Regions from separate parts of the Mus musculus genome. Here regions 1, 2, 4, 5, 6 and 7 are each linked to region 3. A link is a loop called in an ENCODE intact Hi-C map of the cell type or tissue named here. Cell type or tissue: heart. All regions are shown on one strand. Region 1 has its middle 410 kb from the start of Gm40298. Region 2 holds the start of Med28 (mediator complex subunit 28). Region 3 holds the start of Ncapg (non-SMC condensin I complex, subunit G). Region 4 overlaps Fam184b (family with sequence similarity 184, member B). Region 5 has its middle 19 kb from the start of Lap3. Region 6 holds the start of Tapt1 (transmembrane anterior posterior transformation 1). Region 7 has its middle 26 kb from the start of Gm40296.

The links. A loop is a pair of places that touch in the nucleus more often than their neighbours do. Peaks named below come from ENCODE experiments on the same cell type or tissue, not always from the same donor. Only the 100,000 strongest peaks of a DNase experiment are listed, where the experiment ranks them.
Region 1: a loop joins it to region 3, with 5 times the contacts of the local background. A loop is called at or near these places in 9 of 42 quality-filtered maps.
Region 2: it touches region 3 in a loop (3-fold over the local background); 35 of 42 quality-filtered maps call a loop at or near these places.
Region 4: it touches region 3 in a loop (11-fold over the local background); 35 of 42 quality-filtered maps call a loop at or near these places.
Region 5: a loop joins it to region 3, with 8 times the contacts of the local background. A loop is called at or near these places in 35 of 42 quality-filtered maps.
Region 6: a loop joins it to region 3, with 6 times the contacts of the local background. A loop is called at or near these places in 4 of 42 quality-filtered maps.
Region 7: a loop joins it to region 3, with 5 times the contacts of the local background. A loop is called at or near these places in 3 of 42 quality-filtered maps.

Annotation. Positions count from the first base shown.
Region 1 is chr5:46,345,337-46,349,336 of GRCm38, forward strand. It overlaps the pseudogene Gm7931. Among named protein-coding and RNA genes, the nearest start is that of Gm40298, 410 kb to the left of the region's middle. In heart, a CTCF peak has its summit at 2,259 (motif pointing left); no DNase peak of the experiment used is centred here.
Region 2 is chr5:45,518,082-45,522,081 of GRCm38, forward strand. Med28 (mediator complex subunit 28) reads left to right here and starts at 2,148. Exons shown (of 4, transcript NM_025895.4): 1 at 2,148-2,403. The coding sequence starts at 2,245. In heart, no CTCF peak of the experiment used is centred here; a DNase peak (open chromatin) is centred at 2,190; H3K4me3 peaks cover 1,733 bases; H3K27ac peaks cover 1,257 bases.
Region 3 is chr5:45,666,699-45,670,698 of GRCm38, forward strand. Ncapg (non-SMC condensin I complex, subunit G) reads left to right here and starts at 3,227. Exons shown (of 21, transcript NM_019438.1): 1 at 3,227-3,435. The coding sequence starts at 3,325. 1600023N17Rik (RIKEN cDNA 1600023N17 gene) reads right to left here and starts at 3,010. Exons shown (of 1, transcript NR_073433.1): 1 at 2,003-3,010. In heart, a CTCF peak has its summit at 1,816 (motif pointing left); a DNase peak (open chromatin) is centred at 3,093; H3K4me3 peaks cover 2,064 bases; H3K27ac peaks cover 1,762 bases.
Region 4 is chr5:45,533,035-45,537,034 of GRCm38, forward strand. It overlaps Fam184b (family with sequence similarity 184, member B), which reads right to left. Exons shown (of 16, transcript NM_021416.3): 13 at 1,119-1,236. Among named protein-coding and RNA genes, the nearest start is that of Med28, 15 kb to the left of the region's middle. In heart, CTCF peaks have their summits at 1,446 and 1,977 (motif pointing right); a DNase peak (open chromatin) is centred at 1,477; H3K4me3 peaks cover 435 bases.
Region 5 is chr5:45,472,123-45,476,122 of GRCm38, forward strand. No RefSeq gene overlaps it. Among named protein-coding and RNA genes, the nearest start is that of Lap3, 19 kb to the right of the region's middle. In heart, a CTCF peak has its summit at 2,279 (motif pointing right); no DNase peak of the experiment used is centred here; H3K27me3 peaks cover 828 bases.
Region 6 is chr5:44,222,892-44,226,891 of GRCm38, forward strand. Tapt1 (transmembrane anterior posterior transformation 1) reads right to left here and starts at 3,715. Exons shown (of 14, transcript NM_173764.3): 1 at 3,523-3,715. The coding sequence starts at 3,712. In heart, a CTCF peak has its summit at 1,564 (motif pointing right); a DNase peak (open chromatin) is centred at 3,810; H3K4me3 peaks cover 1,550 bases; H3K27ac peaks cover 1,495 bases.
Region 7 is chr5:44,278,022-44,282,021 of GRCm38, forward strand. No RefSeq gene overlaps it. Among named protein-coding and RNA genes, the nearest start is that of Gm40296, 26 kb to the right of the region's middle. In heart, a CTCF peak has its summit at 1,843 (motif pointing left); no DNase peak of the experiment used is centred here.

The DNA of each region.
Region 1 (4,000 bases), 680 kb after region 3:
GATGTAGGAGGAACAAGCCCACTATGGATGGTGCTATACCCAGACATGTGGGCTTAGGATTTCATAAGAAAGTAACTGTGCAAGCTTGGAGAGCAAGTCAGTAAACAGCCTTCCCCTGTGGGCTCCAGTCAGCTCCTGCATCCAGATTTCAACTTGAGCTTTCCTAGGTGATAGGCGGAAACCTGTGATCGAACAGAAACCATTCTCTCCTCCAAGTGACTTTTGATTGTGATGTATGTTGCTGTAACAGAAGCAAACCTAATATATGAATTGACAACTGAAGCATAACCCCAAGACTGACATGTCACAGGTTTTCATGGTGTATTGGTGCAAACAGGAGACATATCTCTGATTAGAGCACTACATAGCAGGGAATTAAAGGTCCATGGTGAAAATAATTTCCTTTGCTGAGCACAGCTTCACACATCTGGTTAGCAGCTTGACTACAGGTAAAGTTTAGTACTTCAGACACAGGCATCCACTCATATGTGTTGTGTTCTCTCTCCCTTCTCATCCTCTGTCCACTTCTTTTATCTGTCTTTATTTGTGTATGTATGTATGTATGTATGTATGTATGTATGTATGTATGTGTGTATGTATGTGTGTATACATCTATCTATCTATCTATCTATCTATCTATCTATCTATCTATCTATCTACCTACCTGTCTATCTACTTACCTATCTATCCAACTATTATCTATCTATCTATCTATCTATCTATCTATCTATCTATCTATCTATCTATCTACCTACCTACCTATCTATCTACCTACCTACCTACCCACCCACCCATCCACATACCCATCTCTGATCTTTACCTGGGTGGAAGCAAATGTCTTGGCTAGAGAGAAAATACTTGTAACGTCAGAAATCAGAAACTGGAGAAAGAAGTGTGTGGATGAACCTGTGGTCAGAGGCTGAAGCAGGTAGATAATTTTTATCTCATACAGATAGCAAGCAGATCCCATGTTCCCACAGGACATTTCTAATGTCCAAGGGAGCAGAATGACTTAACTTATGATGTTAGCTGACTTGGTTATTGCTACAGCTGTACAGTGATCAGAGTGTGGTTGTTTGATGGTTTTCTTTATAAACCATATGAAAGATTTTTCTGTTTGTCCTTATTTTGTAGGATTCTTTCTAATCATAAGTAGATCCAATCATGTTATTGTTGCTAATATGTGATTCGTAACTGAAAAATATACATTTGTTTGTTAGTTAAAATAAAAGTGAGGAGACATAAATTATACCTGTTATAGTCACTGTATACACCCTTCCATATTCTACACATCAGTATCTACTGGTTTGTGAGCAGATCTCACTAGATGTTGAATCTTACCTGCACACTAAGGTTAGCACTTATTTCCTGCTTCTTTCTTGATTCTTTTCAGTGCATGAGTTAAAAATAAAACTGAACAATTATGAGCGGAAAGGAAAAGATTGATTTTAAAAAAGAGAGATATTAGTCCTTAATGAGAAATAAGTGTGAGGAGAGAAACGGGGTTTGTATCTCAGACACACCAGGTCCTGCCCGCTCACTAGCTGTAGGAACTTGAATCAATTCAATTAATTTTTCTTGTCATTTCCCTCCATTAATAAAATGGAAACAATAGCACCTATTATACACAATGACTGTGAGAGGTAAATGATAATCCTTGCATGTACTGGAAAATATATGTATACATAAGACATATGAGAGCTCTTTTCCTCCATAATGAAATTGCAGGTGAAAGGAATATGGTGAGATATTTGGAATGCATAGATTAGCAAGCTGGGTAAACTGCAAGTATATTAATATGAAAATGTGACTGAAAATGTGTCTGAAAAAGGAGGTCATGAATACAAATGGAGACTACCAATCCAAATATTTCTTCCTTCTTTATTGGAAAGTCAAATAAAGAGACATTTTTTTTTAACACAGGCACCATTTTGCCTAAAACTAAAGCTAGGTTTATTTTCTCTCTGTCTCCCATAGAAGCTTTTTTTTTTCTTTCTCTCTCTAAGTCCTTAGTGGTATTTGTGCCACTCAAACTAATTGGCTCATTAGGGGTAGCACTACCTCTCACCCTGCACCCATATTCCTCTAGAAATCTGGACAGAAGAAACAGAGCTCTGTTTTCACAGACCACACAGCGTTTTCGCACATCCCTAAGTCAAAGAATAGCACACAAAAGGATGTTTGCTTGAGTTGATTGATGCTGCACTCTTAATTTTAAACTGCAGGGGCCCGAAGCCTTTGAGTGCATGGTCATGCTGCCCCCGTGTGGCCAACTTTAGAAAATCGTTCTGAAATCTTCCAGCCCGAAGGGAAAGAAAACCTTAACAAGCGGGCACAGGTCAAGCAGTGGGCTGCTTTAGCTACGCTTGCTTGATAAGGGAAACCACCGTGATTAGGCCAAACAGCTAAGCGCTGAATCAATAGACTGAGTGAATTGTACTTGGACAACAATCGTTACTTCTCTACATTCAATTACTGCAGTTTTGAATTATCGGAACGCTGAGAGAGATTTATGCTCTGGGAAGGATGGATAAAAGTCCCAAAGCCTCCCTATTTCCTGAGGTAGGAGAAGACTCAGAAACTCGTGCTTTAAGAGATTTGCAACATTCAGTGCAATGGTGTCTTCAAATTTATTCGAACAAAATAGGATTTGTTCGCTAGGGTACTGCTTAATCAATGCTGCCTTTTCTTTAGTGTGAATTTTTAAATTTCCTGATCCTATAATTGATTTTTTTTAAATAAATTAGTGCCGAAGAAGAGTACCCAATATACTATTTGAATCTGACTTATTACATCAATTACTTGCTGCAAAATTGAGTTCATAAAGTGTAAAATATTATCCCAATACTAGTTTGCATAATTTTTAATATTTGAATTTATACTTAAGAACTGCAAATGGCTTAAGAGGTGTATCTGAATCTTGGATTCTGCTCATACATAAACCCTGGAGTTAAAATTAGGTGTGCTGGATCCAAAGGTATCCACATATTCATCTTTCTTACATGATAATGATCTCACTCTCTCTTCTTGTGAGTATTGTTGACACGATCCTTTAGGGAAGAAATTTAAACTGTGTGAATAGTGAAGATTAGATCATGTGCTTAGATAATATTCCCTGCCTTTCATTCCAGTAACAAGTAATTCTTTCCTACTATTAACTAGTAATAGGGTCATTCACAGGTCACAGATTCACTTCAGAAGTAAATAAATAATTCCTCCAAATTCATGCCTCATTTACCATAAATTATAACAGAATCGGGAGCTGGAATCACCCTGGTCTCTGAAGCATACAAAATGGAATGCCTTCAGCTGCGGAATGTAGTTGCTGCTTTGTGCAGGTGATGATTTGAATTCATGCTCTACCTGATGACCCTGCAGGTTTCACTGTGTCCATCGAATGCATTTTGTGCATAGCTGCATAATTTACAAGCGAACGCACCATCCTTCTATTTGACATTTGAAATAAGACCACATTCTGGTTTTTTTTAAATCAATTTCCTCCATTAATAGAATGCTTCTTAACAGAAATATAGTTCTGTTTGGATTGGCATAATCATAGTTCTTATTAGTTTGAGTAGCAACATATCAGGGCTCATATGATGGACAACACATCTCTATATACCTTGCATACAGCTCTTCCCTGCATCTTTCCTAATAGCTAAAAGGCACAACTGACACAGAAACACACAGACATACACACACACACACACACACACACACACACAGAGACATACACACACACAGACACACACACAGAGGCACAATGACTCTGAGTGATTTACCCAGTGTAATGCAAGTAGTTCTTGGAGCTATCATTCCTAGTTTTTTCTTTAATACTGCATATCTTGTTGTGACCATGTGAAGACATGTTATTTTTATATAAAACCCACAAAGTTCTAAAATAAAAAGCAGGGATATGTGTAAAGACAAGGTGAGTGTTCCATATTATTTTAAACAAAAAAGAAAATTAACAAATGTATATAGTGATGTATGTTTGTAC
Region 2 (4,000 bases), 150 kb before region 3:
AGTTCTGTTGGCTGGTTCAACTCAGCTGTTCTGGCTCAAACTCATCTCTAGGCTGACTGATTCATTCAGGTTTCCTTCTCTCAGCCTCTCCCGAATTGTTCTGCTTTGCCTAATACTAACTCTAGGAATCTGTTCAATTCTTCTGGTTCCTTCTCATTCTCTGGCTCATTGTGTATTTACCTGTGTCTATCTAGCTTGTTCTCTCTTCAACCTGTGTAAAACTCTCCTGGTAAACTGCCTCTCTCCCCCCTCCCTCTCCCCCTCCCCTCTCCCTCTCCCCCCCTCCCTGCACTGCTCTCTTAAGTAGCTTCCCTTTTCCTCTTCTCATCCTATTCTGTCAAAATCTTTCTCTGATTCATTTATTTGTCTCAATTAGACATCACTTACAAACTAACTTTACCTTCATTATTTAGGATTAAAGGTGTGTCCAAAGGGCATGTCTGTATTCCAGCCAGAGGGATTAAAGGTGTGTGCTAAGGCTGAGCCACACAACAACTAGAAACACAGCCTCACTGTTCACAATGTGATCAAATATCCTGCAACAGATGACTGTTCTGAAGAAATCTCTACATGGTCCTTTCTTTTGTCACAACGTTGCAAGATAATGCCAGAATGAATGTGAACAGTTCTGATGGTATCCACCTCACACATACATAGACCCAGCACCTCCTCATCTGTGCTCAGAGCATGGTTGAGACAAGTTAGTTAAGTGTCAGACTCAAGAAACTGCTGCCATGGGCCCACTGCAGCCTGGGCCAATCCAGTGCTGAGATGCAGCCTTCCCAGCCCGAGCTCAGCCATCTGCTCAAGCCTCTGCGCTTATTTTTCAGTCAACAAGTGTTTCTCTATATTTGCTAGACAGAGTTCTGGATGTTGGGCATATAGATAACTAAAACCTGACTAACCCCGCAAAGTATTTCTTTAGGTTTTTTTTTCTAGAAAGGTCTTCCATTTAAATTTTCATTCCAAATGAGATCTCTTTAGAGAGGCCCTCCACATCAAAGAGCACTTAGCTGTCCACTCCCAAGCATTTTCCCTCAGTACTTATCTCTACAAATAATGCTGTATGTATTTATGAGGTTTTTCTTCCTATTTGGGGTATTTACTACTATGTCTAGATTATTAAACATGCCTATCTGGAAACTAGAAGGACTCAGTTAAGTTGAAGGGACACTAGTCCACTTGAGCATGGCTCTGGCAATCCTTGTTCGGCTCCTCCATTTCCTCTGCTTTACTAAGAACTGTTAGATTGTGTTCCTAAAGCTAGCCACCGAGGTTTGTTCACTTATTTGGCCACTTCCTGAGGCTGACTACCAAGGTGAAGATATCATCGTATTGAAGTCCAGCAATGAAAAGTCCCCGTTGGCTCACCTAATTAACTTGTCCAACTAAAATTGAACACATCATTCTAACACAGGGGTTCCCTTTATACCATTATAAATGTCCATTTTACTATGTGCCGCATCTGTCTCCTCTCTATCTAGAGGCAGTCTTTTATCCTCCAGTGACAAATACCACTCCCCATCCTTCTCTTCTCCTTCATCCTGTCTCCTGTCACTTATTCCCTACCCTCTGTCTAGGGCAAGGAAATCTTTCGGCGAAAACTTGGTCAGCTGATAATTTTTCTTTTTTTTTTAAGTGTTGTAAAATTAAACAACAACGACGACAACAAGGCTATTTGGCTTCTGAATTAGTGAACAGGCAAACATTAAAGCCGTTATGAAAACAGATGCAGTCACTTTCCCTCCGGTGTTATCATATACGATTAGAAAAGTGCCAGGAACACTGGTATCCTTCAGGATGTCACCTCACGCCAGAATTTAGAGGGAACTTGTGTTGTTCCAGCCAGAACAAGTGACTAGATTGGCATTTGGTACATCTCAAGCCCTTAATCACCCTAGAATGAACTGATGACTCATTTTTCTAAAGGAGCGCAGAAAAGACTCGGCTAAGGTCTTTAGGGACAGCCCAAGGGCTTGGCTGGAGGCAGGGAGGCCAGCGCCCTTGTTCGGTCTCTGCAAGTGACTGGTTTAAACCAGTCCCAGCATTTAGTATTTAGGTCAAAAAAGAGTAAACCCAGGTCGGCTATAAATTGGGCAGACCGCACAGAAACAAGGATGATGGTAAATCCTTTCTCCGGGCGAATAGGCGAACTGCCCGTCATGTGACCAGGCCTGCCACGTGATCAGGCTGCCCGCGCCTGCGCACACAGGCCCGGTGTCGTTTCCGCCCGCCGTTGCAGACATGGCGGCGTCCCTGGGAGGGATGTTCACTGGGCAGCCTCCAGGTCCCCCGCCGCCGCCGCCCGGGCTCCCAGGCCAGGCGTCGCTTCTGCAAGCAGCCCCTGGGGCCCCGAGACCATCTAACAGCACTTTGGTGGACGAGTTGGAGTCATCCTTCGAGGTAAGCCGAGATGTGGGCGTCTCTGTGCAGCCCTCACAGGCGTGCGGAAGGCGCGCAGGTTAACTCCTTTCTCGGTCCCGGCGTTTAGTAGAGGCGGGGCACCGGAGAATGGAAGTCGCCTGCCGTAGATTGGGTACTACCTGTGGCCGGTCGTCTCAGGTCTGCCCCCGCAACCGCGACATTTCTGGAGACCGTGGCCTTGAAGTTCGCCCAACTCCCATCCACCTCGGGGCTCGTTGGATCCCCTGCGGGTCTAGTAGGATCTGGTCTTCCCTGGAGCGGGCCCACTCGGCTGAGGTCCTCTGAGTTTCCAGGTCACATACTGGACGCTTTTCCTGTTTTTCTCTAGTGTTCTGTGTAGACCTTCCAATGGCCCCTGGCACCTGCCTACCTGTTAGCTTGTTTGGGTGCCATCCCTTGACTTCTCTGGCTTTCGCTTTCTATTCATTTGGTAAATGCTCTTTGTTGGCATAAGTTGAGTTCTCACTGTGGGAGGAAACCTTAGTAGAACGCTTGGGTCCATCCACTCTTGGATGCAGGGATGGAACTCAGGTGTGGTGGCAAACATCTTTACCGGATTAGCCATCGCACCAGTCCTAAAATACTGGGCTTTTAATAGAAGGGCACGCGTTGTTTTTAACCTCCGTAAGACTGACTGTCCATAAAGGTCCATGCTTTAAATGTTTTTCAAAGGATGGGGGGGGGGGGTGGGCTGGGAGGTGCAGCAGGAACTAAAGTTTCTGAAGTTAGTTTTTGTCTTTTTGTTTTGTTTTGTTTTGTTTTGAGACAAGTTCTCAGCGTAGCCCTGGCTGTTTTGGAACAAGCGCTGTAGACCAGGCTGACTTTGGACACACAACTGTCTCTGCCTCCCTAGTGCTGGGATTGAACAAGTGCAGCACCACTGCCTGGCTTGCAGTTAGGTTTGGTTTTTTTTTTTTTTTTAAGTCTGCATGGCCTACTGCCGTTGGTGAAGCCCCCCCCCCCCCCGCCCCCAAGCTTTGTGGGCCATAGGTTTTCTGAAATCTGCACATCATGCTCACGCCCCAAAAGTCCAACAAGACTTAACTTTTACCGTACACAGAATAGGCAGTCTGGTTGGTCGAGCTGTTACAGGAGTGGGAAATCCTTTGACTGTTTCCATCCATCAGATCTGGAGCTAGCCAGGAGGATTCATTGCTTCTGAGAGGAACTTTGGGTGTAGTTTTGACTTGTGTTCGGAACCTAAATTTGGTTCTGTGTCTTTGTGGTTTTTTTTTCGGTGCTTGCTCAAGGCTGTCGGGGTCTGTTCTCAGACTGTGTTCCTCTGTCAGCTGCTGTCATGCTTGTCTGTCTGAGGGCTGCTTGTGCCCCTGTGGCGCACTCACATGTACAGCTCGGTTGGCACCCTTTCAAAACTCCCTCTTTGGGATTTGGTTATCCGCATGACACCACTTATTATACAGACACCTGTTACTTATGAAATGCCAAATGGTATCCCAAGTACTTAGACTATAGTGCTGAATCACACAGGCAGAGCTGTTGGTAGAAATAACAGTGGCTGAAGAGTGGATAGTAACATCAGTTACTTTTCTGAAAAGCTTGCCAAGCTCCACTGTAG
Region 3 (4,000 bases):
TACCAATTTGTCTTAGTCAGGGTTTCTTCTTTTTTTCTTTTTCTTTCTTTCTTTTTTTTCTTTTTTTTTTTTTTTAGGTATTTTCTTCATTTACATTTCCAATGCTATCCCAAAAGTCCCCCATACCCTCCCCTCCCCTCCCACTCCCATTTCTTGGCTCTGGCGTTCCCCTGTACTGAGGCATATAAAGATTGCAAGACCAATGGGCCTCTCTTTCCAATGATGGCTGACTAGGCCATCTTCTGATACATATGCAGCTAGAGACACGAGCTCTGAGGGGTACTGGTTAGTTCATATTGTTGTTCCACCTATAGGGTTGCAGACCCCTTTAGCTCCTTGGGTACTTTCTCTAGCTCCTTCCTTGGAGACCCTGTTATTCATCCAATAGCTGACTGTGAGCATCCACTTCTGTGTTTTCTAGGCCCCAGCATAGCCTCACAAGAGACAGCTATATCTGGGTCCTTTCAGCAAAATCTTGCTAGTGTATGCAATGGTGTCAGCATTTGGAGGCTGATTATGGGATGGATCCTCGGGTATGGCAGTCTCTAGATGGTCCATCCTTTCGTCTCAGCTCCAAACTTTGTCTCTGTAACTCCTTTCATGGGTGTTTTGTTCCCAATTCTAAGAATTTGCAAAACACATGAAACTCAAGAAGAACGAAGACCACAGTGTTAGTCAGGGTTTCTATTCCTGCACAAACATCATGACCAAGAAGCAGTTGGGGAGGAAAGGTTTTATTCAGCTTACATTTCCACATTGCTGTTCATCACTGAAAGAAGTCAGGACTGGAACGCAAAAGCAGGTCAGAAAGCAGGAGCTGATGCAGAGGCCATGGAGGGATGTTTTTTACTGGCTTGCTTCCCCTGGCTTGCTCAGCCTGCTCTCTTATAGAACCAAGACTACCAGCCCAGGGATGGTCCCACCCACAAGGGGGCTTTTCCTCTTGATCACTAATTGAGAAAATGCCTTACAGTTGTATCTCATGGAGGTATTTCCGCAACTGAAGCTCCTTTCTCTGTGATAACTCCAGCTGTGTCAAGTTGACACAAAACTAGCCAGTACAGTTACGTATTCCATACCCTCACATAGAATAAATGAATATTATAAAGACACCAACTTTCCAAGAACAGAGGAATAAAGGGAGTATTTGCTTCTACAGCAAAAGAAGGCAAAATGCTTCTAACTTTACCTTTAAGCAACAAACATAAAAGTGTTCTCAAATCTAGTTTATATAATCTGCTTCATTTCGAAAAGAGTACTTTGTTATAGTCTGTCAGGTCTGTATTTAACTGAGACAGGAGAGGCTAGCTTTTAATTTTCCTGTCTTTTTATATTTTTGTTGTTTTCATTTCAAAGAGTCTGCATGTTAAAAAAATCAACAAGAGGTATAAGACATACAAACTTTACATACACTAATTATATTGCTATTTTCTTTTATATTTCATGTATATACAAAACAAATTAAGCACATCTAGTCTAAACATTTTCCCGTATAGTTGTTTTCAAGAATTACTTATCTAAAATTTGGAATCCAAGAACCTTATGGTGTACATTGTTTAGTTTTTGTTATTTTCTTAAGCTTATCAAAGACACAAATTTATTCCTATATGTATTTGTTCTTTCTCACAGAATAAAAGTAAGAGTCAAGAACTATGTAAGCTTTACAATGAGATTATGCTGTATGAATTTAATGTAGCATATTGGAAAAGTTCCACGATTACGATGTCCAAAGCATACCAAATCCATACAACATTCGTTACTAAAATCCACAACTCTAATCAAAACATAGTCATACTGACCTCTGGTGGTCAGATTCCTTATATTTCACTGATACTGAAATAACTAGATAAAATACTCATGAGACATTTTTTTTTTAATCAACAAAACAATAAAGGCAGCAAGCACCTAAAATGAAAGGTCACAGATTGTCACAAAATATTAATATGTTCTAAGTTTTAGTTTGTCTGTTTACATAAAAAACAAATGACACACACACACATATTGGTTCTCATCTTATTATCATTTATTTAAAGTTTTATTTATCTTGTATGTGTGGTACATGCATGTTTAGGTCAGAGACAGACATTGAGTGTTTTCACTGATTACTTTAGACCTTACTGTTTGAGAAAGGCTCTCAGCCACCCTGAAGCTTGCTACTTTGGCAGATCAATGAGCCTAAGATCCACTGTCTGGCTCTCAGCACCCTCAAGTGCTAGGACTACATACAAATGTTAACATCTGGTGTTTGTATGTGAAATATCACATGTGACTTCAGATCCTCATGTGTGTTCAGCAAGCACTTTACCCATGAATCATTATCTCCCCAGGTCCTCTAGGGATTCCCAGAGTACCTACAGAACAACATAGTCTGGAGGCAGCCCTCTTCCTGATACGTGTCACCAATGTAGATTTCCAGTACAGACGGAATAGGTGGCTGCATTTATGTTTCCCAAGTCATCAAGCAACACACCAAGTAAGTTTCCCGGTTTTGGAGTGGTATGTCCTATGTCCCAGGTGAGGCATTTAGAAATAATTTTATATATCCAGCACGCGATCTTAGTCAAGACCCCCAAATTCCTTTTATACTGTCTGCGTTCTCCTCTGCTTAGCAGAGTTGTTAGGCAGATTTGTCAAGCACATCCGTCACGCTGGAGCATCTCCAAGCGGCTGCAGCCTAAACTGACCCTGCCTTTCTCTTCCCAGTCCCCCAGACTGTCTCATCGCGGACGGGCAGTTCCCGCCCGGACCCACGGGGTCCGAAGGACTGCGGAGGCCCTCGTCCAGGACGCCCTCGGAAAGTTTGACATCCCCAAGCCCCGGGCGGGCTCCGTACGACATCTCCCAAACGACTCCTTCGCTCGGGATTTACCCGTTCTCAGCCAGTCGCTGCGGCAGTCCTCCGCTTTCTCCCTTCACTCCCAACCACAAGATCCCGCAAGGCACCGAAGGCCACCAGTTTAATTCAGAAAGCTGAACGCCCACTTCAGGCGCGCTCCTCCACAGCACTACTTCCGGCCCCGCCCATGCCTCCCATACAAACACCTTTTCCTATTGGGAGAGCGGCAGGCCACACCCCAGGCGTCCCAGCAGCGGGGCGGAGCGGAGGGTGGAGTCAGCTCCGGGACCCTCAGGTCTCCGCTCTCCGACCCTCCCTCCGGCGGAAGTCTCGCGAGATCTCATCCTCCCGCGATAGTTGTTTGAAAACTCTGGCGCTAACCCGTCACTCGGAGCCTTGCAGGGCTAGGGTGTCGGAAGCCGCGGGAAACTGAGTCCTCCTCGGATCGCGAACCACAGTCTCTCTCGGGCAGTTCCCGTCCCGGCGCCATGGCAGCGCAGAAGAAGCGGCTTTCTGTGAAGGAGGCGTTTCAGCTGGCGCAGCAGCCGCACCAGAACCAGGCGAAGCTGGTGGTGGCGCTGAGCCGCACGTACGGCGCGGTAAGCGGCCTGGCTTCGGCTTCCGGGCTTCGCCTTCTGCCCTTGCGCGCCCCGCGACGGAGGGATGGGATCCGAGGCTCGCCCGAGGTCTCCCGGCCACAGCCAGTGAGCAGAACGCCCGGCGTCGGCCACACGCAGTCACCCGTCTTCTCCATCCTCATCCCGCCAGGGGATGCGGGGAGTTATCCGTTATCCTCAGTTCCTCAGTGACTTGTTGATCTGCGCAGGGAATCTCAGACGCCTTTATTTCCTTGGAGGTCTCTGGTTCATCTCAGGCAATCGATGAAGTTGTTTCAACCAACTCCTAAGCTTTAAAACCACCTTCATTTCACCAGCTAGGGAAACCATAAGCACCCAGTCTTTCCCGTACATGGCAATTGTGTGTCGAGTGTAGCGGCGGGGAATTACTGGACAGCGAATGTGAGGAAGATACATTGTTTTGGAGTTCACGGAAAGTTAAGGACATATAAAAGTGATCAAGGGTAGGGAGCAAAATGTGTAAGTTATGACAGAAGGAAATTGACGGATGCTAGGAAGGCCTAAGTAAAATAAACACAAAGCTGTT
Region 4 (4,000 bases), 130 kb before region 3:
CAGTGCCTTAGCAAGTGAAAACATCTAACTACACTGAGCACCTAAAAGGAAAAGCTAGTACAAAAGTTAAAATAATGAATAAAAAAAAAAACCCAAAAAACAAAACAAAACACAAAAAACCTCTTCCCATATTCAAACATTTCAACCTTTCTCTCCCTTGCTGTTGTTTGAAACAGGGTCTCAGGTATTCCAAGCTGGCCTCAAACACACTATTTAGCCAAGGATGAGCGAGCATAGCCTTGAACGTCTGATCTGATTCTGACGTCCTAAGTGCCGGGATTTCAAGCATGTGCTACCACGTTTGATTTGGTGCTAAGGACTGAACCACCATGTGGGGGCCAGGAACTGAACCTGGACCCTCTGCAAGAGCAGCAGGTGCTCTTAACCCGAGCAGTTATTTGTTTAAAGATAATCATAACTGGGGCTGGAGCTAGCACGGCTGTTAATAGCGCTTACTGCTCTCCAGAAGACCCAGGTTGAATTCCTAGTGCAGTTCATAACTGCTTGTAACTCTCCAGCTCAAGGGGATCGGACAACATATTTGGGCCTCCAAAGGCACCTGCATACATGTGGTACACACACACACCCTTAAATACAAATATATTTTAAAAAAGACAATAATAATATCTTCCAGTACTTACCAAAGGAGCAGTTATTCCTTATTAATATAATTCTGTGAGTCAAAGACAGACCAAGGGGAGAGAGATCCCTAAGGAAGAGCATCAAGTCTTGACGGTTTTGAGGTACAGAACTAAAGGTGTTGGAAATAATTCTTCAAGGGGTCTAGGGAATGGCTTTGCTAACTAGAAAATGAATGGTTGAACTTACAAAAGGATGATCAACAATGGTAAAGTTGAATAATTCTATTAAAATTCCAAGGTAAGTAAACAGATTTTTATCAGATTTTGTAGGATGAAAAATGGAATCAACATCAAACAAGTGCTGTTAAACTTGGGAATAGGATGGCTTTTTTTTTTTTTTTTTTCTTTGCCAGTGTCTTTGGTATGAGTACTTCTTAGTAATAGGAGGAAATAATGAAAGATCGACAGACAATGTTTAGGTAGCTATAGAAATGTCAGGTTCAAAGCCAACACCCTGACTGTGAGCCAAGGCCTCACCGTTAGCTGCCGGATGATGTCTTCTCTCTCCTTCAGCCGTGTCTGCAGGCGGCCTATGAGCTGCAGATCCTCAGGCCGCGAAGTTCCTTTCCCTGCCTTCTCTCCAGACTCTTTTAGCCTGTTTAAAGAATGCAGTCAGTCCTACAGAGGTTTCTCAATAGGCAGGTGGGAGACTGTGTGTTTAGGATGGCCACCCAAGCCCCTACTCCTGGTCTGGCTCCCATCAGTTCTCTCAGGAGTGTGCACATAGATTCTGCATGCAGCCTAGCTTCCGGGACAAGGCATGGCTCTGTAACAAGAGCCCTACCCGACCCTGGACCCTCAGGATCCCCTGATGCCCATGCGGTTCTTGCCCCATCTGGCGGGGGCATAGAGTACAGCATGAGTTTGTCTTTCAGGAGCCGCTGTGAAAGACAGGGTGGCGATTGTGGGAGGGGCTATGGCTATTGATTGATGGCAAGTGAGGACTTTGAGATGAGAAAACTCTACCTCCACTTCTCTTCTAATCCTGGCTCTGCTGCGCTTTAGTTATTTGCCTTATTGATCACACCACGTCTCCTGGAGCCAAAGTTTGTTATTGGGGGGGGGGGGGGGGCGGGGAAGGGCGGGGGAGGAGAGTGGTGGTGCAGGTGAGACAGAGCCTCACTATGTAGCTCAGGCTGGCCTTATCGTATAGACCAGCCTAACCTAGAACTCACAGAAATCCACCTGCTTCTGCCGCCATGTGCCACGACGTGCCACCACTCCCAGCAGTTCCTTTCTTTGTAAAGTGAGCACTTTATAAAGTGGTTGGTTGTGGAATCAAGGAGGTAAGGGTTGACTGGCACAAGACTGAGAGGCGCGTGGCAAGTGCCCACTGGGTGGCGCTTGCCTGACACATTTCTCTGCAGTCTTTCTGTCAGTGCTAGGGAATAAACTCTACCATACCACTGAGCTAATATCCATAGGGTTTTGTTTTGTTGTTTTTTAAAACTTTTTATCCTGAGATAGAATTTCACTGCTCTGCCCATGAACTCATCTGACAGCCCTTTCTGGCTTGTGATCCTCATGTCTCATCTCCTTCTTATGAACTATATGCCTGTGGTTCTGGGCACAACACATTACAACTGTTTGAGGTCAAGACTGGTTTTTAAGAGCATTTCTCTTAAATTCACTTTCTACTATATAACCACGGGGAAGAGGTTTTACCTTTCGGCATGGATCTCGATGTCATCTCCTAACTGGTCTCCCTGTCAATCATCCCTTTTCTTAGTTTCACTATTACCCAGCAACCACAAGAAAGCTGCTTCTGGCCCTTTACCAACATACACATAAATGAAAATAAATCGTTATAGATCAATGCATCTCTCAATTCACACTAGAGAAGATTCTACTTGCAGTAAATAGCAACTAACACAGAGACCCACAACCAGTTGAAGTGCAGAGAATATGAGACAGCTATAGATGCTCTCTACAAACGGATAGCAAAGCCCCGCTGCTGAAGACAACATCGACACAACTCACTGAACACGGAGATGTTGAGCTGGTGCCTACATGCAGCCTTCACCCTACATGCTAGTGTCTCTGGTATTCTGCATGCTACCAAAAGAGAAACAAGCACCACACCCAGTCATAAACTCTCTGATCTACAGTGGTGCCCTGACCATAAGACACAAGAGCTCAGTGGTGGTATGAAGCTTGTGGGAGTAACCAACTAATACATGATTTGGCTTACGGCTCACTCCCACGCCATGAGATGGAACCCATAACCTATACTGCTTGGATGGCCAAAACTAAGACTAGATAGCCCCAGAGCACAAGGTATCAGTAAAATGACTCCATATGACATTTTTACTATACTCATAAATCAGTGCCTTGTTCAACCATCATCAGCGAAGCTTCCTATTTCCTATAGCATATAGAAATAAGTACAGATATTCTGCAGAGAGTGACAGACCTTTGAACACTCAGCCCTAAATGGAACATCTCCATCAAGTCCCCTGTAGACTCAGGGAAACCTGCAGAAGAGAAGGCTGGAAGATTATATAAGAGCTAGAGTGGATAGAGGACACCAGGGAAACAAGGTCCTCTCTATCTACAGGATCGATGCATACTTGATCACACAGAGACAGAGGCAGACAGGGCCTGCCCGACTCACAGTACCAGACTGTGTCCTAAAGCTGAAAGGAGGCCACAGTTTCTGACCCAGAAGATATCTCCAACTGATAACCACTTGCAAATGAAAATTTAGTTATCTCCAAGGGAGTCTCACTGGGAAATAAACTACTCTTAAGGGTAGGCTGCCTGCCCAGCAGGAGATGCCAACAGATCATGCACTCAGTGGCATCTTTGGAAGTTCCTCATCTCATAATGTTGTGTTAAAACTTTTCCTTTCCATATATATATTTTTCCATCTCTTTCTCTCTATCCCCTACAGGTCCTTTGCATGTATATTCTGGCTTCCATTTTAGTGTTTTTAAGGCTTTCCTGAGTGCAAACAAGCGGGCCTCTGTGTCGACCTGTTCCTTGTGCCTCTCCTTGGTTTCTTTTTCTTCTGTTTGTTTTGTGCAAACCTGTAGTGTTAGCTTTTGTTTCTTCTTACTATACTATATTATAACTTACTATTACTCCTTAGAAGCCGATTTGTTTTCCAATGAGGCAGAAAAGATACAGATCTGGATGGGAGAGGATGTGGGGAGAAACTGAGAGGATCCATGGGAGGGGAAGCTGTAACCATGCATATTATGCAAGAAAAATATTTTTAATTAAAGGGAAGAAAAAAGAAAGACTGCTATACTCCCTCCTCGGAAATCATTGCAGAAGGAGTGGAGGGTGGGGGCAGAACGACTGTAAGTTCCTGAAGCAGTGGATGACTGCAAGGAAAACTGTTTCTCACACAGCAG
Region 5 (4,000 bases), 190 kb before region 3:
TTAATGACCTTGATATTTTTTAATAATACAGATCTGCTTAATAGGGTCTTCCTCGGTTTAGAGTTCCTGCTCTTCCCCTTCAGACTCGGACTGCATCCTTGGCACAGACGTCTGCAAAATGACTTGTGCCCATCCTACAAAAGACCCACAGAACCCTCGCCTCCAGCGCGTCGTGGTGCTGACATTCACTGAGTGGCACAGCCACATTTCTTCAGTGTACTACCTTTCTCATGATAGTCAGTATTAAGTGTATGCAGAGGACTCTAGGTCAGCACTCAGGTGCCATGTTGGGAACTTCCCCACCACCTGCAATTCCAGTTCCAGGAAATCCAACATCTTCTGGACTCTGAAGGCAACTCTACTTAGATTCATACACCCCATAGGGATCACATGCAAAGATATAATTAGAAACTACACAAAATGAAAGGGACAACTTGGTCACTTCCAGAATCATAGTCATCACCCCCAAATAAAAACCCTCATATCCTTTCTCTCTCATTGTCTAGCCGTCTCTATAGATCTGAGGATTCTTGGCATTCCAGGGAAATACAAAATTAAGAGTACGCCCTTTATGGTTATAGTTTTCCATTCAGCCAAATGCTTTGAAGGCTCATCCATTGGCGTAGTACTGTATACCTCAACCTTTTGATTTATGTAGATAAGCTGTGACAGTATTCCACATCTATAGGTCCACCAAGAACTTATTTTTAGTCTCTTCACATGAAAGAAGACATCAAATCTACTTCTCACTTGTATGTAGTTTTCATCCTTAAATTTCTTTAATGGCTAAATTTGGTATCAAGTCCCATGACATCATCCCCCTGTAGTGGAAATTTCCAGGCGTCTCACATCAGGCAATGCCATCAGTTCCTGTGATCTCTTGTTCTGGCCATTGCTAAAGAGGAATCGGTTTACAGAATCTGAGCCAAAGCGTGACTCATGACCATGCCCCGTTTATGATCTGATTGTTACTTCTCACAGCTGAATGGGGGTTTATCCCTTGGGAACTGAGACCCATTGCAAGGGCTGACAAGGCAGTCAGCACCCTCATCTTGGCTTCTCCCCCAGAAGAGGTAGGTATCATAGTCATTGTTCCTCACAAAGGGTTCATGTGACAAAATGCAAAGTAAACAAGCTTTCCCCCAGCAGAAGTGACATCCTGGCTCATTATCACTCCATCCGCTCCTTCTTGCGCCTGGGGATCTCAAACAGATGTGAGTTCGTTTTTTTTACTTCTTGCTGGGGGAACATTTTGAATATAATTAGAAGCAGAGAGACTGCAACAATGTAGTCTGTATGCCAATTAGCTTGTTTGCAGACCATTAGCTTGATCTGCTCTTGCTACAGCCAAACCTTGAACCCTGTACCCTATTCTCCCTGTCCTTTAGCAAGACGGTCTTAATGTAATACCATCAGGTGTGTGTTGTGTTGAACCTATTCTGTTCTCTCCTAAATCCAACTATTTTAGATTTATTCTCCATATCTTGGGAGCACTACACTATCCCTTGAGTGCTGCTGGGTCCTGAGGATACAAAGATGAATATGACATTGTTTGGAGGCAGAAGCACAAATAATTCATTGGCTCATAGCAAAAGGTTGGGCACTGGACCAACCCCACCCTGGCACAGCCTTGCTCCACCAGTGGTAGGTTTAAAAATGAAATAATTAGCACTAACCATGTGCCAGGGCAAGAGAGAGAGTTTCCAGAGAAATTGCCGGTATGAAAAAATGCTTGGCTGATTTTATTTTTAAAGTTAGAAAGGATGGGCACAGTTATTGCAGTGAAGTTGAAACTGGCTAAACATGAGAAAACACGGCCACCCCTTGGAATTTGATCAGCTGGACAGAGCATAACAAACCTCCCCTAAGTAATGCCTGACACCAGCTTGATTGGGGAAGGAAAAGGGTAGGGAAGGAGAGTTCTGAGTTCAGTTCTCTTCTCGGGTAACTGCACATCAGGGTAACAATCAAAGCTACCTACTAGGACAGTAAGTAACACAATCACATGCATATCTTTCTTTAAGGTTACTTTGCAGCAAATCAGAATTAATTTGTTTCATGAGTTGAGATGGTGAGTCAGAAAGAAATTAGATGGGTCACGACGACCTTTGACTGCCGCAGATACTATTGATTCGGTTGTTAAGTAGCTGCAAAATGGTTTTGGCACTATGATACAGCATCACAAATATATATCACTAATTCAAAACAATTCATAAGAAATTCAAGTCCTAAACACATGTGGAACTCAAGTACCAGAGCCATCTTCACCACTAGGGGGAAGCAAACTATCGCCTATCAATTTATTATCCTTGGTTCCTCGGTTGCAGGATGGTTGACATTGAATCATATTTCTAACATGCTAACTTCCACTTTCCAGTCTCAACTGAATAAGAAAAACCATTTTCACACTTTATTCACTATTTCTATGTATAGTAGGGGGTCATTTCTCAGGGTGTTGCAGGACCATGGGATCAGAAAAAGGACTGTAGAGATCTGACATCTTATTCGTCATCAGTACGTAACAAAAGTCTTTCTGATCTTCTGCAGCAACAGAGGGACCTAAAATGACAATCCATCAGGCATAATGACAAATGACAGGGCTCAATATTTTGCCTATAAATGCCCACCTTTTGGGGGAGTTCCTGTCATTCTAATAATACAAAACTGATAAAATGCAAAATTAAAAGAAAAAAATATAGATTAAAGCACTGCTTGCATTTTTATTTATTTTCTTAAATTCTCGGTTTCCTAAACTACTATGATGCGTCAATATGTTTCATCATTTGGGGAGAGTAAGGAAATCAATACGGAAGCACAAGAACTTATTCCAGTAGCAAAGTTCAAAGTGCCCTGGTTAAAGTTCAGAATTATCTATCAGGAGTATTTTGTTTATAAGACCCAAACACTAGGCCCTGTTCATGTTGGCCAAATTCTGAACCACCACTAAGCTACATCCAGTCCCAGAAAAATGCTTTTGAAAATTAACTATAGTTCATTGAGAGATCCTGTCTCGGGAAGGGAAGGGAAGGGGAGGGGAGGGGAGGGGAGGGGAGGGAGAGGGGAGGGGAGAGGGAGGGGAGGGGAGGGGAGGGGAGGGGAGGGGAGGGGAGGGAAGGGAAGGGAAGGGAAGGGAAGGGGTTGAAAGAGGAAGGCACTGGTCTCTGAACATTTGACTGTATTCAAAATACTGCATGCACACACACACACACACACACACACACACACACACGGAGAGAGACAGAGGCAGACAGACAGACAGACATGCACACGGTGGGAGGGGGGGAAGAAATGGGCAAAGGAGGAAAACAGCAAAGAAATGCAAAAGGGAAGGTGAAAGAAGAAGCAAGGCCACTACTCAGTGAGGTTTTGAGCCAGTAGCAGTGGCAGCAGCAAGCAGTGGCGGCAGCGGCAGATGGGCTGTGGTGGTGGTGGCAGAGAACTTGATGTAAAGGCATCTCAGGGCCACCCCAGTCCTACAGACTCAGAAAGTGTATCTTCACAGGACCAATAGACAACTGTACCTCCTTGCAGTTAGGCATTCTAAGTCTCCCCACACCTGTGAGGTACTGCCCTAGTATAGAGGATAGTGCTGTGTGAGCCATACCAAGGATGCCTGTGATGAACGCATTCCTAAACTCAGGTGGACCGACCCTCATCCTGCATGTTCCAATATAAGTGCAGAATTACCCAAATCTGTAAGTGATCAGTAGCCTCCTCTAGTAAGAACATCAGCCAAACCCACAGATCTCAAGGGCCCAGGAGGGAAGTGTGAGGTTACATTCTTCTTGGGAACTAGTAAAAGTGGAATTTATTTATTTTTCTGAGCCTGTCTCTTTTCAGAGGCCAGATGACATGTTCCTGTGCTCTAGCATAGTCAGGCTTGCCCCGTGCCAAGTGTGCACTACCGGATACACACCATTCGCACATGCATGCGCGCACACACCCTTTTCCTTGGGTTGAATCCATGCCTAGCTGGAAGTGGTTGCTTCTGTCTATGGCT
Region 6 (4,000 bases), 1.4 Mb before region 3:
TGCTGGGTTGTTTTGGAGACATGGGCTTTCCATGTAGCCCAGGCTGGCCTTGAACTCAGGATCTTCTTACTTCTGCCTCCCACCCTTTAAAAACCATTTATGGTCTCCTTTAGGATAGTAAAGAGCAGAGCAGTCATACGCTTAGAGACAGAAGAAGGTCTCCAAATGGAAGGCACATCTTAACGCTAACAAAGCAAAGGATTAACAGTGTGATGTGTCAATAATCCTCCAGCTGGCTTAAAATTTCAAATCCACAGACAGTAGAATGCAAGGAATAGGAATTGTCTGAATTCCATTGACAATCTCTGTGGGAACTGCCAACAGAAAACCAGTTAGCTTTTCTGGGTTTCAGGTTTTCTTTCTTCTCCTGGAGATACAGCAAGATGTGTAAAGGCAAGGAGAGAAACAAATCAGACAAGAGTTGAGTTCCAGAAGTCAAGTCATCATTACAAAGAGAACAATAGTGACGGCATTGTTCCACCACAAACAGCACGGTGGCCACACCTGACATCAGGCCTCTCACTTTACAAGCAATGCTTATCTGCTCACCTCCTGCGCTTGCCTTACAGGGAGCTGTTTCATGCTCATGGGAAGATGTCATGCTTATCTTACACCAAGGTCTCCACGGAGAGGAAGACAACTAAGTTAGAGACTTATTTAGTACTGGCTCGATGAAGCAGAGCCAAGTGGATTAAGCAAGCAGTCTACGAAGTTCAACAACAGAACCAAGTTAAGAAGACAGAGTTCCGTATTCTTAGTCCGACATGGACTTGCTCCTCATTGACTGCTAGAGCTATACATGGCTATGCAGAATCTTTCACCTAGAACCCTGCAGACGAGTCAAGAGGGGAAAACGCAGGAACCGGATGACAGGCATTGCTTAATCTGATCTATGTCGAAAAATGCAACGTGACATGGCAGTAATGTTAAGAGCACGGTGAGAGCGCAGTTCTTGGCGAGCACTCTTCCCAGAGTTCCAGCTCAGTCACCACACACCGGGATGAACCGGCATCCAGCTCTAACTGTGTTAAGGTGAAAGTACTAGTATTTGTCACACAATTCATGCATTAAAAAAAATGCTGCTGAGGATCAAATGATAGCAGTCTGCAAAGAAACAAAAAGCAAATATAACTGATATAGATGAATACATGTCGTATGTATAGCTGTATAAATATAAAATATTTACATATTTTCCTCAGCAGATAAATTAGGATGAACATTAAACACTACAGCATTTTATTTTACTCCAAGTGTGGATAAGTACCTTACTCTATGCTCATGTAAAGAGAATACTAAACTGCTAGGACCCACCAATAAATGTCTTATAAAGGAGCTCTGAACGCCTTGGGGAAAATGATAAAAGGGACATTGGAACTAAGTGATGGTTAAGGCCATCAAGACACTAAGATTATGACTTCCAAAAGGAACGGCACAGACTGCCCCAGCTTGCAGAGGGGACGACAGGGCAAGTACACAGGAACCTTTACAGAGAATGGACGATTAATACCTTAGTGACATAAATGACTGAGAAAGATGTTTCCAGTCTGACACTAGGTGGTGCCCTCTGGCCCAGACAACCCGTTTTCTATTTCTTGGTAAGGAGGCAAAGAAAGAAAACAGAGCAGAAGAGAGAAGCACTTGGGGGTGAACAAAAAGAACGCCTGGATTTCTAAGTGAGTGGGGATGCCGTGGCCAACTGCAGACCCAGTCACAGGTAGACATGCATCAGCAACAGTGAGAGCTTCCTGGCTCTTAGAACAGACACCAGGGGTCAGAAGAAGGTGGTTCACACCGAGTCCACACAGGAAAACCACTGGCTGGTACTTCTGAAATGTTCCTGGGATGCCTGCCTAGATCCCTAATGCCATCTACCAAAGCGGGAGTAACCACTATCTTTTCCCTCATACAAGACTGATGGAAACAAGGAGGGCCACCCCAATAGCCACGGCTTCATGCCGGCTCCCTAGTAAGGACTTTCTGCCACTGCAGGTTGAAAATCCAGGTTTAAACCTGTTAAGTATATGATGCTCAGTGCACTGCCTCTGTGATGAATGAGTGTGTGCTATGATGTTAAATTTATACAAGTCCAAGTATCCAGCTCAGCCCAGGGGTGCTCACTACTTCAAAAGTTCAAGGTCTGTGTTAGTACCAGGGAAGAATAAATGCACTTCACTTCAGAAGTTCAAGGTCTGTGTTCACCAAAGGCTCTGCACAGCTTCATTGTCTTTCTTCATGCAAACAACATAAAGGCTTTCCTGAAGCTTGAAAAGATTTCAAAGAAACCGTAGTGAAACCTGGTCGCATCTATTTGCTTGCCCTAGTCAAGTCTAAGTGAACAAGCGGCTGAGAGATTGAAGACTTTGGTTTACTTAGGTATTGCCAATTTAGAAAGCAAACATTCCTGCAAGCAAGTGTTTAACTGACAACTAAACCAAATAGAAAATAAAGGGGGAAAAAAAAAACCAAACAAACAAGGCACACAGCTGGTGCCTGAGTTTTCAAAGATATGGAGACTGATGCAAAACTCTATGTCCAATTCTGAGAATTAGCAAGTCTATCAGGATCTATCCACCAGTCTTACAGACTTTTAGGACTCCTATAATTTCAATACCCATAGTGAATGGAGTCAACCTTATAACTTGAACGAGTATTTATATAAGCTGCAGGACCTTATTCCACTGCATTAGCTCAGAATAAGTTGGAAGAAATGTCATCAAGTTGCTGTCCAAGATCTTGGATCTACGATGCAAGAATTAAAATGCAATCACTATTATACCCAATGAAACGGCCAAGCCAAAACTTTCCCTTTTGCTTCCGGGCTTAATAGAACGCTTCAGTGTAAATACCAAAGCTGTTAAAAGTTCTTAATAAGATCCTTGAACACAGGGGATTGTAATATTTTAACAGTATGCTTCAGAGCTTATGGACAGTAGGGCTTAAAAGTGGTACGTATTTTCTTGTGTGACAAACTGTTTCTTCTGGCTTAAGTTTTAGTTTAGGAAAACTCCACATGTAACATTTTAAGGGGTGCCGCACATTTCTGTTTGAGAGAAAACTGCTGAACTTCACGGTCACGACCACACTGTCAGCTGAGTCTACGAAAAATGGATTCGGCGGGCAAGTTAACAGGTTTCCGAGACTCAACTTCGCATAAAACCATAGGGGGAAGAGTCACCTCGGCATTGACATCGCCTAGAAAGCCCTGCGTTTCCCATTTTTGACCTCCTTCGGATGTGGGAGATGCCTGTCACTGTTGAGGCCGGTCGCGAACTCTCGGGGACCGGGGACCGACGATCTCCCGGGCGCACCTGGCTCGGGGATGGCTGCGGGAACGTCGGGCCGCGCGCACTAGCCGCCGGGGTAGCTGTCACCGGCCGTGGGGACATGGGAGCCACCGGAGCCGCGGCCGCTCCGCGCGCAGAGGGAAGGCGCTGGCGTCCCCGCCACCACAGCCCGGTCGGCCCCTCGGTAGCCCGCCGCGGCCTAGTGCCGCCCGCCCGCCCGCTCGCTCGCTCGCCTCACCTGCGCGGCCGCGGCGCTTCTCCCGCCGCCGGTCGCTCTCGTAGAAGCCCAGCGTCTCGGTGTGTTGGGGCGCGGGCCCATGGCCGCCACCACCCGGCTGCTCCGCCTCGCCGCGGCCGGTCCGCTCGGGGCCGTCCGCGCCGCCACCGCCGCCTTCTCCCGGGGCGGCCGCGTCGCAGACGCCCGCCATGTTCCGAGAGCCACACACTGTCCCCGCCACCTCCCTCCAGCCGCCCGCCCGGCCTCCGCCTCCCGCCGGCCCCCTCGCCGCCTCGCCCCGCCCCTCGCCCGGGCAGCCGCCATCCGTAGCCCGCCGGCCGGCGCGCGCCATTGGCGTCAGCGGCGCGTGGGAGGCCGCGGTGGCCGCCGCCACGGCCGCCGCCATCTTCTTCCTGCCGTCGCCGTGGCGCGCGGCGGGCTCTGCGGACCGGGGCGCCGCGCCGGGCTCCATGCCGCCGGGTCGCGCGGTGGGGGACGG
Region 7 (4,000 bases), 1.4 Mb before region 3:
GTATTTGAAGAACAAATATTGGAACAACCAAAATATAGAACTATAGTTATATTCTCAAAACATTCTAATTTGCCCATGTGTCTAAAATTGCGAATTATAAGACTTTCCTCCAGAGAAGTTGGGTATTTGATAAAGCAAGGCACACAAGGCTACATTTTTTTTTAATGATGCTTTTTTCTTTGGCCTTATAACTACTGTAAACACCTTGATTATTGGGATGTCTTTCAATATAGTATAAATAAAAGTTTTCCCACTGGCATAATGGTGACGTGGATGTTATGGGGGAAACAGATTGCTTTCAACTGAATTGAAGATGAACAGAAGGAGACATGACTGGTACTGCAAATCTAGCCCAACGGTGCATTGTGGAGAAGCTTACAGGTCCCAAGAGGGAACCTACTATTATTATTCTACTAAGTGGACATAGAATCAAATTGCACCCTAAATGAACATCTCTCTACCTGTAGATTCACGTAACTCTCAGACCTCACCATAGAAGTTTCTTTGTGCAGTGGATGCTGGCTGATGAAGAAAGTCACACTGGTTGGGGCGCAGAAGTGCTCAATCTCAATAAGACATCTGTATCACAACCCCTCCTAAAGGTTCAGGCTCAGCCACACATTAAGACATCTGCATCATAGCTCCTCTTAAAGGTGCAGGCTCAGTCACAGTGAGACATCAGTACCACAGCCCCTACCAAAGGTGCAGGGACTATCACTGAAGACAGCAAGTGAAAAAGACTGTAGAAGCCAGTATTGGAAGAGAACTGGAACAAAATAAAATCCTGCTTTCTGGGTATTGCCAGGGCTGTGGTACTCACTCTGTGTACAGCCACCTGCACTGAATCATGCCAAACAGTAGTCTAGCTTGCAAGTAAGTAGGAAGTAAAAAAGGGTTCATGAGTCCTTGCTCTTAACTGAGGAGCTACAGGCTCATTATCAAAACAAAACAAAACAAAACAAAACAAAACAGCCCAACCCCAAACAAGAGGACATAAAATTGGGGGGGGGGGGGAGGGAGGTGAGGGTAGATCTGTGAAGAGTTAGAGGGAGGACATGGGGGTGAATACAATCAAAATAATCTTTATGAACTTCCCAAAGAATTAATAAATATATTTTAAAATATAAATTTTTATAAAACTTTCCAAATATAAAATATATTCAGAGCAATTAATCCTTATAGTGAATATTTAAATAAATGACTGATGTTAAACCTTTTATATAAAAAAATCTTCTGATTGACTGCACAATGACATTTTAAAGCTCCTGTAATTTGATAGAGAAGAATATTTGATATTATTCTCGAGTGCAAAGAGCACAAAGTCAATATGTTTCTGCACGGATGCTGTTGCTAGGATCCTGTTTAAATATCAAACTGTCTTTCCTTCCTATGAAATTCTGTGACATTCAACATAAATCGATGTAAACATTTATTCTTTGCATCTCTAAGCTATACATCTCACCATAAAGTAACTTAGAACATTTCTGAAATCTTTTATTGAAGGATTGATATTGCAATGTTGAATATCTAGGCATGTATAGTTCAAGTTTTTCTTCCCAGTACCATATTCTTATTTTTTAATAGAACTATTAACTGGCATCCTTCCTCCAGAAATGAACACATTTTGACATTGAACAAGGCAGTTGAAATGGAAAAAAATGCACTTTAAAAAGTATAAAACTTGGGGGCTGGAGAGATGGCTCAGTGGTTAAGAGCACCGACTGTTCTTCCAGAGGTCCTGAGTTCAAAACCACATGGTGGCTCACAACCATCTGTAACAAGATCTGGCTCCCTCTTCTGGAGTGTCTGAAGACAGCTACAGTGTACTTATATATATTAAATAAATAAATCTTTAAAAAAAGTGTAAAACTTTTAAATAACCAAGGAGTGATAATTATAAAAATTAACATCACAAAATAAATTATAAATCAGCCCTCCTAACCTAATTATATTCTTTAAGATGCTTACAAAACAACAGAACCACAACTGTGTCCGGTTGTGGTTTGAAAACACAATGTTCCCTAAATGCTTAGGTGTTTGAATACTTGGTTCCTAGCTGACGATGGGCCTTGAAGTGGGGTCTAGCTGGAGGAGGTAGGACACTGGTAGTAGCTAAGCCATCAGGTTTCTTTGCTTAGCTTGGCTCCCTGTTTTCTCTTTTATTTTTTTCTGACTGCAGACACAATGTAACTGTCTTCTCCTTGTCCTCTTTCCACACCTTCTCCTCTATGATGAGCTGTAGCCCTTTGAACTGTTAACTGACATAGGACCTTGTCCCTTAAGTTGTTTCTTGTTCGTATTAGATATTTGAACACAGCAGTGAGAGTGTACTGCTAAGGCACACACACCTCAACTCTCTATAGCACACTTCTGGACGAAGCATTTTGGTCAGGAGAGGTGATTTCCGTGAGAAAGATTGGCAGTGCCAAACCAGCACAACATACACTCATGTGCACATACACTGGAGAGATAAAGAGAGAGGGGGAGGGAGAGGGGGGTACAGGAGAAACTTAGCTGAAACATGAAGAATGGAAATATGCTTAGATTTCTGGTCCTAATGATAGCAGAGAGCCTTCAGAAGTTTGCCTGAACAGGGGCTTCCACGGAACTTTGGACTGAAGTCTGAGGCCTCACTTTGAGACAGAATCTAAACAGACTAAGTGATACAACTTCTATGTGATACAACTACCACAATCTCGGACTACCTGGGACATGTTCTCTCCCTCTCCCTCTCCCTCTCCCTCCCCCTCCCCCTCCCTCTCCCTTTCCCCTCCCTCTCCCTTTCCCCTCCCCCTCCCTCCCCCCTCTCCCCTCCCCCTCCCTCCCCCCTCTCTCTCCCCTCCCCCTCCCTCCTCTCTCTGTCCTCCTTCCATTCCCTCTTTCCTGATTCCATCTACCCTTTGCTTACACATCGAGAGTCCTCACCTCTTTCTTCTCAGAAACTAGGCTGATGATATCTTCTCTCCCCTAGGCATTAGTGACCAGCTGTATTTCAAGGCTACACCGTTCTTCTTATCCACCAATTCACATACCCAGCTGTGCAATGGTCCTCTCTATTTAGGCAAGTTCCTAACCTTAGAGTACTGTTTTCTTTTAAAACTGCTCCCCCTTTGATGTTTCTTACTTCTGTAACTGACTCAGTTCTTCAGGCCAGAAATATGCAATCATCTTTCCTTCCTTATCCAAACTTGTAAGTATCCATCAAACTGATAGTGCCCACCCCCGCCAGCATCCCCACAGTCTGCACTATCCCCGTCTCTACCTATGGATGCTCACAGTCCTTTCCGTCTTGTTTCTTGACTTCTGCCATCCGTCCTACATTAACTTCCTCAGGGCTGCTATATAAATTCTGCAATCTGAGTGGCCTTAAGCAGTAGAAATTTAGTCTATCATAGGTCTGGAGGCCAGCAATCTAAAATCAAGGCATCTTCATGGCCACATACTCTCTGAAGCACCCAGGGAGGTGTTTTTCTTTCCTCTGCTCAGGTTTAGTGGCCTCAGGCGTTATTTGGCTTATGGTTGCATCTCTCTATCACCCTGATGTCTGCCTGCATCATGGCAAGGCTGGGTATTTACTTTTTGTTTCTGGGTGTTTCTGCTGCATTAGGGGGTCTCATCTAATTTTTACTCTTTAAAAAACTTTAAGATTCTATATGTGTCCCAGTGTGAGTCTGTGTACGGGAAGGCAGGTGCCCTTGGAAGTTAGCGGTATCAGATCTCCCTGGAGCCGGAGTTATAGACAGGTGTTAGTCTCCTTATAGGAGTGTCTGGGGACATGGAAGAACAGTACATGCTCTTCACCACTGAGCCATCTCTCCATCTTTTTATAAAGACGTCAGTATGATTGGATATTAACCCATTCTACTTGAATATGACCAAATCTGCACTCGATTACATTGCCTTCTCAAATAAGATCATATTCTAAGACATTAACTGAACAAGTCTTTTCATGGGAAACTATTTAACAATGCATCCTTTCCATGACCATTGCTTCTTCTGC